Linked DNA regions of Homo sapiens: region 1 is linked to region 2. The links are chromatin loops, found by intact Hi-C in ENCODE. Cell type or tissue: tibial artery. All regions are shown on one strand. Links, peaks and the distances in the headings refer to the core of each region. The heading gives the core; the rest is flanking DNA. Region 1 overlaps MN1 (MN1 proto-oncogene, transcriptional regulator). Region 2 overlaps CPMER (cytoplasmic mesoderm regulator).

The links. Hi-C counts contacts between places; a loop is a spot of excess contacts. Peaks named below come from ENCODE experiments on the same cell type or tissue, not always from the same donor. Only the 100,000 strongest peaks of a DNase experiment are listed, where the experiment ranks them.
Region 1: it touches region 2 in a loop (2.5-fold over the local background); 3 of 110 quality-filtered maps call a loop at or near these places.

What each region holds. Positions count from the first base shown.
Region 1 is chr22:27,777,940-27,785,087 of GRCh38, forward strand. All of the region lies in intron 1 of MN1 (MN1 proto-oncogene, transcriptional regulator), which reads right to left. Among named protein-coding and RNA genes, the nearest start is that of MN1, 20 kb to the right of the region's middle. RefSeq lists an enhancer at 1,990-2,616. In tibial artery, for the core only: no CTCF peak of the experiment used is centred there; a DNase peak (open chromatin) is centred at 4,334; H3K4me3 peaks cover 456 bases; H3K27ac peaks cover 5,000 bases.
Region 2 is chr22:27,684,382-27,689,381 of GRCh38, forward strand. The region is part of intron 4 of CPMER (cytoplasmic mesoderm regulator); the gene reads right to left. Among named protein-coding and RNA genes, the nearest start is that of CPMER, 28 kb to the right of the region's middle. In tibial artery, for the core only: no CTCF peak of the experiment used is centred there; a DNase peak (open chromatin) is centred at 2,330; H3K27ac peaks cover 3,777 bases.

The sequences.
Region 1 (7,148 bases), core at 1,341-6,340, 95 kb after region 2:
CAGTGACCCAGGCTGATGACAAAGCAGTGGGAACAGCTACCAGGGATTCCTACCCACCAGGCACAGCTTTTAAGGGCTACACATGGTTTGTCTGGTAACTGCCCGTGGAGAACCCGTCACCATATATATGCAGAGTAGAAGGTGTGATTAATGCGCTCTTAAATATTATTAGCATTGTTGCCGTGATTTTGAGGAGTTTCCCAACACTAACGAGGGACTGATTTTTCCAGCCCTACACAAACAGGGAATCTAAGAAGTGGGTATATGGGGCCAGGGTATTTAAAACTCTAAGGAGTTCCAGAAAATGCACAATTTTTGTCTCAGATTCATTTTCTCACTGGTTGGCGTTGTAACACATCTAGCCGTTGAGGGAATTTCTGCCAGCTGCCGCGGCCACTTTCTCTTTCCTGAACGGCACCCAAGACCACCCTCCTAAATTCCGCAGGCAAATCTCTCACTGCCCACTGGAGAATGAGCCATCCCACAGGGGGACGCCCACTCCTCTCCACTTCATGCAACGTGTCATCCCCCTCCCCTCACAGGTTCCCGATGCTTCCTGTGCAGGAGGAGAAGCATCTGTATTTATGCCAAGGCTTAGTGACGTCTGCAATGTGCCAGACGCTGGGCGGAGTGCTTTTCATTATCTGTCTTAATCCTCGCCACGACCCCGTTTAACCCAAAAGACAGATGAGGAAACTGAGGCCCGGGGCAGTAAGGAGATCAGTCCAGTGGAAGGCCACAGGCCTGGCTTCCTGCACTGTCCTCCTCCCCGAGGTCTGGGACGTAAAATCTGACTCCAATGCCTAGCCATCAGGTGACTAATGGAGGAAATGTGAGCATCCTCGTGTAGCCCACCACAGTCAGGTGGGCCCTGATGTCTGTAACAAGCCTCACTCGGGTAGGACAGTGGCTGAAGCCCAGACCACAGCGGCCCAGGCAAATGCAACCTACGAAAGCAGAAGCTGGCTAAGACCAGTGTTCTCAAGGATAAGGGAGGAAGAAATGAGGTGGGCGGGGCTGGGACAAGGAATTCCCATACAGGGGCATCCCTTCCTTCCCTACCCACCCCTGCAGAGATGGGGGTGAAGATCCCTGACCCCGAACCAGCCCCATCTGGGTCCATCCCGGTCCCTCTGCAGGAAATCCTCATCACCCCTCCTACACCTCAGGGGCCAAAGGCAGCAGGGTGCCAGGGTGACCATGATGAATGCTGTCTCTGGATGGGGTCCTCACCCCCTAGGCCTGGGACCAGGATAGGATGCACTCCTGCAACAAAGCACCTGTGCTCCCTGGCACTCAGCAGGTACCAGCTATACCGGCAGGCGCTTCCTCCTCACTGGGGTCCTAGGAGATGCCAGAATTGAGCCACTGGATAGAATAGCTGACTGAGGATCAGTGAGGCAGCACGGCCTTGCCCCAATCACATCCCGGCCCCCAGGCTAGGGGTTCGAACCACTGTCCCGTCACCTGTGGGGAACAAATGGGAAGACCTAAACAGCCAACGGCATGACCTGGTGACGGCCATGAGGAGGCAAGACACAGAGTTGGTTTTTATCTCCAGCATCTGTTGGTAGGAAATACAGCTCCTCATCTCCGTGCCCATAAGTGGTTCTAAGCACGGGCTCAGAAAGGCCTGGATATGAATCCACACTGCACCCCTGGGCAGGTCACTTGGCCTCTCTGGGACTCAGTTTTCTCATCTGTAAAATGGGGCTTGGCATGATGGGTGTTTAATAACTGTAGCTTGTTAGGATTCCTTTGCCACTCAGGGAGTTGGGCAGGAATGCAAAAGAAAAGCTGCCAGAAAGTGAACGCCAGGCCTGGGTCACCCAGGGGCCCAGGCCTCCACACCTCCTCGGGCTGGCCCCAGCTGGGCCTGTGCCTTCCTGTCGGGGTGACCTCTGCAAGGCCTGGAGAACAATGCCTGGGGGAAGGAGGAAACAGAGTCTCCCTGGACCAGGACATAAATTGTGGCCTGCCCAGCTCAGGGAGCCACTGACATGCCCCATGCCCTCCCACCTGTGGTAGGCTGAACCCTTACCTTAGGACCCCAGCACCCTGTCCTAGGGGACAGCCTAACTTGCCCTAACCTATGGCCCAGGGGCTCCAAACCAGAAGGAAAGTTTCTGCCATCTCAGAAAGGGCCAGAACATAGGGAAGGGAAACAGACATTTTCTCAGACACCTTGGGCTCAGATGAAGCACCGTTCAATGCACATCTACTATGTGCCGTCAGATCCCAGCCTGTCTGTGCTCCACACCCTCCCCTGGCTCCCGGCCACACTTTAGAATGGACTCCAAACTGCTAATCTGACCGTGCCTACAAGCCCCGAGCAGTCGGGCCCCTGCCTGCCTGAACTGTCTCTCCCCTCTCACCAGCAATGCCTTTTTCCTAAAATAGGCCCACTCCCCGTCCTGCCTTAGGACCTGCCCTCACTGTCCCCTTGCCCAACCCACTTCCTGCAGAGCTTGATACAGCTGGCTCCAGGGTGCCGGAGCCCATTGTTAAATATTCAGGAATTTTGCAATCCGGCTGACAGCTGACATCACTTTGGTGGCTTGAAATTAGGAGTATTTACACCACGGGAATCAGCAGATGCTGCATATCAGAGCATTTATTTTTCTCTCCCCCTACCCCAGAGAGCCAGGTGTTTAAAAGTAGAATCACCAGAACACTAGTGGCTGGCTCCTCGTCATCACTCAGGGATTCTACTTCACTGTCACTGCCTCTCAGAGACCTTCCTGGTGGCCCAGACTAGGAACTCTCACGCACATCCCCTCTTCTAATTCTCTGCGTTCTTCTTTGTTGTCTGTCATTCTGGCCCCTCCCCTAGAATGTAAACTCCATGAAGGCAGGGCATTTGTCTTTCTCCCCACTGCATCCCACCACTTAGAACAGCATCGCCATGTGGTTAAGTGCTTGGGAGTGTTTGTTGAATGAATAAATATGCCAGCCCTCTTGAATATAGACTATACTGCCTAGAAAGTTTTGAGTATTTTTTTTTTCTTTGAGACAAGGTCTCACTTTGTTGCCCAGGCAGGAGTGCAGTGGCGTGATCACAACTGACTGCAGCCTCAACCTCCCAAGCTCAGATGATCCTCCCACCTCAGCCTCCCAGGTAGCTGGGACTACAGGTGTGCGCCACCATGGCCAGCTAATTTTTTGTGTTTTTTGTAGAGACAGGGTCTCACTTGTTGCCCAGGCTGGTCTCGAACTCCTGGGCTCAAGTGATCCAGCAGCCTTGGCCTCCCAAAGTGCTGGGATTACAAGCATGAGCTACCATGCCCAGCCCTGAGTATTATTTTGAACCTAACCTCAATCACTCACTGTAGTTCAGAGTTTCTCAATCTTAGCGCTATTCACATTTGGGCCTGGAAAGGAGAGTAGTGAGGCCTGTCCTGTGCATTGTAGGACATTGAACAGCATCCCTGGCCTCCACCCATCAGGGACCCATAGCATTCTTCCTCCCTGCAGCCACGACAACCAAAGATCTCTCTAGACATTGCCAAGTATGCCCTGGGGGGGGCAATATTGCCCCAGGGTGAAGAGCATTCCCACTACCCTGTGGGAAGGGTGTTACTCTTCCCAGTTTGTAGCCAGGGACACTGAGGCCCAGAGAGGAACTGGACATGTCCAAGAGTCCCACATGGGAACAGAATAGCTACCTTCTGGCTGACACCAAAGCCCATGCTCTCACCAACCTGTCCAGATGCTCAGGCCCCACAGCAACCCTCTGAGAGGGTCCCAAGAATTATACCTATGTAACAGGTGAGGAAACTGAGGCTCAGAGAGGTGAATCACCTGCCCAGAGTCACACAGCACACGAGTGGCAGAGCCAGGATTCGATCCCAGGCTTGTCTGCCTCCTAAACCCTCCCACTATCTCCTGGGGCAGGGACGCTCATTCACTCTCAAGCTCTCTCTCTCTCTCTCTCTTGCTCTTGCTATCTCTGTTCAGCCCGAGCCTGCCAGGTTCCTGAGGCCCCACCTGAGTTGCCAGACGCAGGGGTTTAATTTTTCTATTGCTGGCTCCCAGACTGTTTATGGTTGACTCGGGCTCCTGGCAAAATGATCAGGGGCCGCGGACCAGCTCATCTCATGGATTCCCTCCACAAGAAGGCTGACCATTACTCACACATATCAGGGAACTATTCCTTGGGGGGCACAGGGAGAGCTGTCGGGTGGTAAAAAATACCTTGGCGCTACCATCCCACTGCTAGGAACACGTGCCCGATGGTGGCAGGCTGTGACCAGACCACAGGGTCTGAATGCCCCGAACAAGGAGAAGGTCTGCACATATAATCCTCCCCTCCCTTCCCCGGCCCCACACCGGCCCAATAGTGAGGCCTGAAATTGCTGACGCAGGGGCAGTGGGTCCCAGCCCGGCCCCGCCCTATGACATTGTGACATTTACTGAGCAAGTCCCCAGTGCCAGGCCCGGGGCTAAGTGCCTGAAGTACAGCCTGGCATCGTTTCCCCTCCAGCCGGCACCACTTGCAAGCCAATCTGTGCCTTTCATTTCTTCATCCCTAAGATGGGACAAACAATAGCGACAATGCCACCATGCACTTCCTAGGTTCACTGATGCCCTATATACGAACCACCTGGTATATAGTCAGTGCTCAGTAAAATCTGGTGCTGGCATATAGTACTTTCTCTGTGTTAAGCAGGCTTCTGAGTATCAACTCATATATATATTAACTTGCTGAATCCTTCTAGCCCCATGAGGCGGGAACTATTATTATTCTCTTTCACCGATGAGGAAATGAAGGAACAGAAAGATTAAGTAACCTGCCCAAGGACACACAGCCAGGAACTGGAATTGCTGGGGTTTGAACCCAGGTAGTCTGGCTTCAAAGCCTGTGCCCTTAGTCACATAATTATAATGCTAGCTAAAACATACTATTTGGTCCTCACAATATTTCTGTGAGGTACACACTTTTTTTTTCCTCTTGTCAATTTTATCTATGAGGAAAGAAAGCTGGGAGCAGTGAAGTGGCTTGTCTGAGATCACCCAGCTCGGAAGAATCAAAACGCCAGGGCTGAAACCCACAGCAACCATCTGACAGGCTATGGTGCTACTGCGGCTTCCCCAAGGTCAAGAATTCTCTCCTGCACGATGTCCACCTCCACAAGAGGAAGGGAACAAGGGTTGCCATCACCAACCACCAACCAGGGGATGTACGTCGTGCTGCTTTTTTTTTTTTTTTTCTTGAGACAGAGTCTTGCTCTGTTGCCCAGGCTGGAGTGCAGTGGTGTGATCTTGGCTCACTGCAACCTCCACCTCCAGAGTTCAAGCAATTCTCCTGCCTCAGCCTCCTGAGTAGCTGGGATTACAGACACCCACCACACCCCACTCATTTTTGTATTTTTAGTAGAGATGGGATTTTACCATGTTGGCCATGCTGGTCTCGAACTCCTGACCTCAGGTGATCCACTTGCCTCAGCTTCCCAAAGTGCTGGGATTACAGGCCTGAGACACCGTGCCCGGCCCTGTCATGGTGCTTTTTAAAAAGGCTTGGAAACCTCTAGTTTAAGACCCAGTTCTGGTCTGCACGAGGCTTAGCCAGATAAAATCAAATCCTAGCTCTCAGGTGAGGGCATTAAGGGGCAGGAAGGGAAGCCCAAGGCCAAAGGTCAACTATAGTCCTGTCCTGGCTCTGCGCCTGTGCTGTGTGACCTTGGCCAAGTTGCCTGCCCTCTCTGGGCTTTCGTTATCTCAACTGGAAAATGTTGTAGGGGAGGGGCACAAAAAACAGGAGAAGGTCTTTCCCATTCTAGAATTCTACCTAAACTTTCACATCAGTGCCATATTGATAGTGAAAAACCACAAGCTTGTGTTTTAGATGTTCACCTACTACAATGTCACAGGGTCTATCACTGTCAAGTCTGGACGTCTAAGCTGCCAAGGCGAGTCCGAATATCTCCACGTACACACACCCAGGCAGGGAAAACTGGGTCAGCAGACACTGGCCCATGGCGGCCAGTGCAACAAGCTCTCAAAGACTTTCCACGATGATGCCGCCGCAGGCTCCTGCTGGTCTGCCTGAAGTCAGCCTTCTAAGAAGTTCTGAATTTCCATTCCTCCCAAAATGGCCACAGAGGCCTTGGCAGAGAGCCGGCCCCTGAGAACTGCCCCTCAGAGGGTACTCGGGAGCTGGAAGCAGCCCCTTTCCCAGAAGTCGTATAAAGGGGAGCAGGACTGGGGACCCTGGATCTCCCCTGCAGTCATACAGAAGCCAGGAGCAGGGGATGCACCTAGGGGATCACAGGCACTCCCAGGGAGCAGGGAACTGAGCCTCCTCCCAGGCCAGGCCAGGCCTGAGTGCACACGGCTCAGATTTCAGGACCAGTTTCTCTGTTTGTTGAAACCGCCAAACACCCCCATATCCACCCAAAATGTGGGCAAACCCAGCCTTTCTCTCTATTTCAGCCTCAATGTGGATGGACTGTCAAAAAACACAACCGCCATTACCATCCGCTACACAATCTAATGTCAAAAATCTCAGACGCAGAGGAGGGAAGGTAGGGGCCTGCTGAGAACTAGGACACCAGTTTTTGCAGGCTTAAAAACAGATCAATTTTACTCTAAAGTTTAAAATGAAACATGCTCTTGTTTGGGGAAAGAATTTCATTAGGGGGAAAATATAATATAAAAATACCCATTTAGAAAGAATGTGCTATTAATTCTTAGCACTCTATGCAGAGGGGAAAATTGCATTTTTATCTAAATGGTTTTTCTGCATAAGCCATTTACAATATTCTTTGCCTGTCTGTAATAGGCCCTGCTACCATTAGTACTGGGACAACCAGGCTGAGGGCTGAAATCGCCCTCAAACACATTTAATACATAACCTCTGAAAATCTATTCCAACAGGGACCTTAGCGAACAGGCCGGCATTCCTTTTTTTAAGGAAGAAATAAATACTGCTGGGTTGTGGGTCGGGGGGAGTTGGGGAGTGGTGTGCTGATGCCGAAGGAAGGGACAAGATGGTTTAAGTTAAAAACAAATGGTATGAGTCCCTTTAGCCAGATGTAAAATTGCAATCGTTTTTTGGTTGGACGATTGCAACTATTTGATCGCCGGCATCTATATAGATGTGCGTGCTGGCATCCGCCACACACACACACACACACACACACACACAC
Region 2 (5,000 bases), core at 1-5,000:
AATGAGCCAAGTTTCAAATACTCCATGGCCGTGTGTGGCTCATGGCTCCCTCATTGGACACCGCAGGCCCAGAACAGCTCCACTGTCATAGAAAGTTCTAGAGAATAGGGCTGCCTCAGAACAGGGCTCAGCACACTTTTTCTGTAGAGCCAGTGTTCTGAAAATGCTTCATATCTTGATTTCAGTGATGGTTTCATGGGTGTAACATGTAATATTTGTGCTGTATATAAATTGTGTATATATATATTACTGTATATAAATTATGTCTCCATGAAAAGAAAAAATATCTTTAGAAATCTTAGATTGTCTTAGGGAGATACAATGCCTGGAAAGTTCGAATCCTGCAGGATCCCTGAGCGCATCCTTACCCCATGGGACCCTAATGGGGTTTCAGAGGCCTCCAAAGAGGGAGGATGCTGGGCAGGGGGCTCTCATTCATAAACCCCTTCCCCAGATTGGTATCCTTTATAAGAGTTCTAGGGGCCGAGAAAGAGTTTAGCAACAACAGCAATGGAAAGGTCAACTCTGTCTGTTTCCTGCTTTTAGGAATGTGAAAATTCTTGAGAAAAGTAGGAGGCAGAACCCGTGGGAAGAGGGTACACGACGGGGATGGGGTATGTGGGAATGAATGAGTGTGGCGGTCTCGCAACCCTAATTCCCACTTCAGTCAGGGAGGCTCCCATGGCCTGTATTTTGCACGTAGGGTTTCTGAGCAATAAGAATTCACTCATGGAAAGCTTCGGCTCCGTTTCAAAAGTGTACACACCACTGCCTTTTAGTCTTGGCTTTTAGCCCAAAACAAGCAGTACAGTGGACAGTTAAAGGCATCACGCTGTGGAGCCAGAAGGCCAGGTTCAAATCCCAGCCCCAGCTGTGTGAATTTGGGGAAATCTCTTCATTTCTCTGTGCCTCAGTTTTCTCCTCTGTAAAAATGGGGATAATGATAGGACCCAACTCGTGGGTTGTTATAAGAATAAGAAGCATTAACTCTTAGGAAGCACGCTGAACCAGATTGAGCATCTCCTGTTTGTTTGGGGTCTGTCTAGGATGATACCTTCATTCATTCCTTCAACAAGCTTGCGTGATGGAGACGCCAGGCCTTGGGAAAGAAGGCAGCCAGGCCAAGTCATGACAAACATCCCTCTTTCCCTACCCCAGGTCACACCTGTCTCTCACCTTCCGGCAACCCCACCTTCAAGTCCTTCCTGCTCCACCAGGCAGGTCCCTGGAGCTCGGCCTGACAAAGGCTGTTGGCTTATCAGGACACCCAGGCCACAATCCAGAACTGGCTCTGACCCAGGAGCCACCAGTGTCTGATGTCCCCATGTCAAAAAGAGAGGCCACACTGTCCCAGACCTGGACTGGCTGTCCTCAGTGCCCTGTTGCACAGAGCCCAGACTCCCTCTCCAAGAGGCGGGATCCTACTCCTTGACCCCCTACATCTGGCGGAGATCCCGCTCTGGGGCATACAGGCAACCTGAGGCTCTGTCCCCATAGATGTTCACCTGTTCATCCAACCTGGTGGCTTCTTGCCCCGGGAAGCCCTCACCTTCAGTTAGTCACTCACTTAACGACTATTTTTAGGACAACTACTTTGTGCTAAGCTGAGTCCCCGAGGCTGGAGACATAAGGAACAAGAGAGACACAGTCTGCCCTCATGTAGTTCACATCTAGTTGAAGAAACAAGCAATAAACAGGTAGAGATCATTTCACCTGGAGATCAGTTCAAAGAAGAAAATAACTCAACAGACTGGAAGCAGGTGTGGTCAGGGAAGACTTCCTGGAGGAGGTGACAATTACACAGAAACCTGATAGATAAGAAGGAGCTGGACACAGGAGGATATGGGTGAAGGGCATTTCAGGCAAAGGCAAAGGCAAAGCCATGTGCAAAGGCCAGGAGGTGGGAAAAAATTAGAGAAAGAGGAAAAAGGAGCAGAGTAAGCTAGGAAGCCAGTGGTCAGAGGTGAGAATGGCCAGTGCCCACCAAGCCTCAGCACACCTCTGTCCTGCTGGCTCAGTTGAAACCTTCCCTTGATCTAGAAATATACAGCTACCACTGATCACTGACAGAGCCTGGTGGCTACCGGAGCTGCAGAGGTCTATGCTCAAATCCAGCCTCAACCTCCTCCCAGCTGAGTAACCTCAGGCCAGGGCATGACCCTCCTGGGCCTCAGTTTTCTCCTTGGAGAATGGGGGCCTAGTGGGGTTGCTGCAAGTGTCAGGGAATGCATGTAATGGACTTAACTCAGTGCCTGGCACGCAGTGAACGATAGGCCGACGTTGGCCAAGCCAGAAAATCCGTCTGCCCTGACGTCAGGCAGGGCCTAATTATAGACGCCCAGAGGTCACTTTCAGCCTCTTGTGACTCAGAGGCAGTGCCAGGCAGCAGACAGTGGGAGGGACAAAGAATCAGGCCGGCTCGACCAATGCAGAGCCACAGGGGAGTGCCTCCGTTTCCCTGTCTATTAACCAGAGATATCAGTGGGACCTGCCTCCCAGGGCTATGAGAAGACTCCAAGTTGGGCCTAGTACTTCATAGGAGCTCTGTCAACCTCCACAGTCCACAACTGCACGCACAAATGGAAAAATCGTTGTAATTTAGATAAATTTTCCCTTGAGGCTTTCTTTCTTTTATTCAACAAATATATGCTGAGCCCTTTGGTGCATCTGGCTCTGTGTTAAATACAGTGTGTACAAAAAATGCCCGCGACAGCCACTGAGGGTTTACAGAGCCAATGAAGAGAGTCAGCAAGGTTACAGGGGCATATTTAATGTGCTCAAAGAACAAACTAGAGGTTCCAGAAAGAACCATTCTTCTTTGTTCTTCCACTGGTTTGCTTATTCAGCCTCACAGCAGCCAGGCCTTGTCCCACAGGCCTTGGTGTCTGAAAATTTGCTGGGGCAAGTGGAGAATCCTTTACCCCGTCCCTGCATGTGGGACCCTCTGGTGTGACCCTGGCCTCCAAGAGGACCGTGTTCACCTTGAGATCTGAGTTCAAGGCCTGGGTCTGCTCCTGCCTTGCTGTGAGAACTTAGGCAAGGCATGGAGCCATGCTGTGCCTCAGTTTCCTCACCTGTGCATGACATGAGTGATGGTAATAATGAAAATGCCCTGTTGGGGCTATTTAGGGGTTAGATGTGATCACAGGGACGGAGTGCTCTGTGTCCAGTGCTCCAACGGGAATCATTGCTCTGTGTCCGGCACTCCAACGGGAATCATTGCTCTGTGTCCAGTGCTCCAACGGGAATCATTGTCGTTACCCTCTGTCTAGGGCAGGGCCGTCCCATTTTTTGGCTCCCTGGGCCACATTAAAAGAAAAAAATTGTCTCGAGCCACACATAAAATACACTAACACTAATGATGGCTGATGAGCTAAAAAAAAAAATTTGCAAAAAAAAACTCATAATATTTTAAGAAAGTTTACAAATTTGTGTTGGGCCTCATTCAAAGCCATCCTGGGCTGCACGCGACCTGCAGGCACCAGGTTGGACTAACTTGGTCTAGGGAATGATGCAGCCTCCAGCACCAACATCGCCCCTGGCTCAAGGAAAGGAGACATACCCTGTACACACCCCCAGCTCCAACCCACTCTTGGGTCACTACCCAACTCTTGAGTCATTTCCAGGTCACCCCTTGGAAATGAGGGTGCTGGACTAAGTAGAGGTGACCACCACGGATTCTTGCTTTCCTTCCAGAGTTTTTCTTGGGCAGCAGTTGATCATGCATGGACTACATTTCCCAGGTTCCTTTGCATCTAGGTAGGGCCATGTGACTAACTCTGACCAAAAGACTGTGAGAAAAAGTGATGTGCATCACTTCAGGGCTGAAATGATTAACAAGCAGGTATGTCTCCTCGGTCTCTCTTTCCCCACCTGCCTGCTGAATGGAACAGAGTTCAAAGTAAGTGTTGAAAATGGTAGAGCCACAAGATAGAAGGAGCCTGAGTGCCTGAGTCACCGCATGGAGGCAGATTGCCCAACCAGAAATGCCAGCAGTGGGTTGTAACATTAGTGAGAAATAAACTTATACTGTGTTAAACCACTGAAGTGACAATTGCATCTGTTACAGCAGCTGGCATTGCCTTCCTTAACTATCACATATACATTATACCTTTTTTTCAGTTGTATATGCATTATCTCATTTAACACTCAGCAAATTTCTAACACCAATGTGAGGTACTGATCTTTTGAGCATTTAATTTGGGCCAAGCACTGGGCTAAGTCTTTTGCATACATTTTCTTGTCTTAACCACAATTCTATAAGGTGGGCTTATAGGATTATTATTATAGCCACATTACAGATGAGAAAACTAACACTCAAAAACATTTGGAATCCTGCCCAGGGTCCTCAGCTAATGAGTAGAAGTGGCTGGACCAGAACCCAGAGTTTACTGTTTTTTTTTTTTTTTTTGAGACAGAATCTCACTCTGTCACCCAGGCTGGAGTGCAGTGGTGTGATCTTGGCTCACTGCAACCTCTACCTCCCGAGTTCAAGTGATTCTCCTGCCTCAGCCTCCCGAATAGCTGGGACTATGGGTGTGCGCCACCATGCCTGGCTAATTTTTATATTTTTAGTTGAGATGGGGTTTCACCATGTTGGCCAGGCTGATCTCAAACTCCTGGCCTCAAGTGATCCACCTGCCTTGTCCTCCCAAACAGAGTTCACATTCTTAATGACTGCACCCATGGCCTCCCAGAACCTGATAGGTTAGATATTTCAAGCCTTGATCTATAAGTGATGACAATGAAGCTCAGAGAAGGTCCATAACTTGGCCATGCTCCTGGAACTAGTAAGTGGCAGTGATTGGCTTAGAACCCAGATTTGTCTGGGTCCCATCTAGTGCTCTTGACCTACCCACATTGCTGCCTTGGTTGCCCTTTCCAATGGGCACTAAAGCTCTGACCCTGTTCCCATTCCCCAGTGTTACAGCGCCATGGCTGAAGGCAAATTTGGCATCCATAGAGTCTGTTATAATGCTAAATAAATTTTTCTCTTGGCA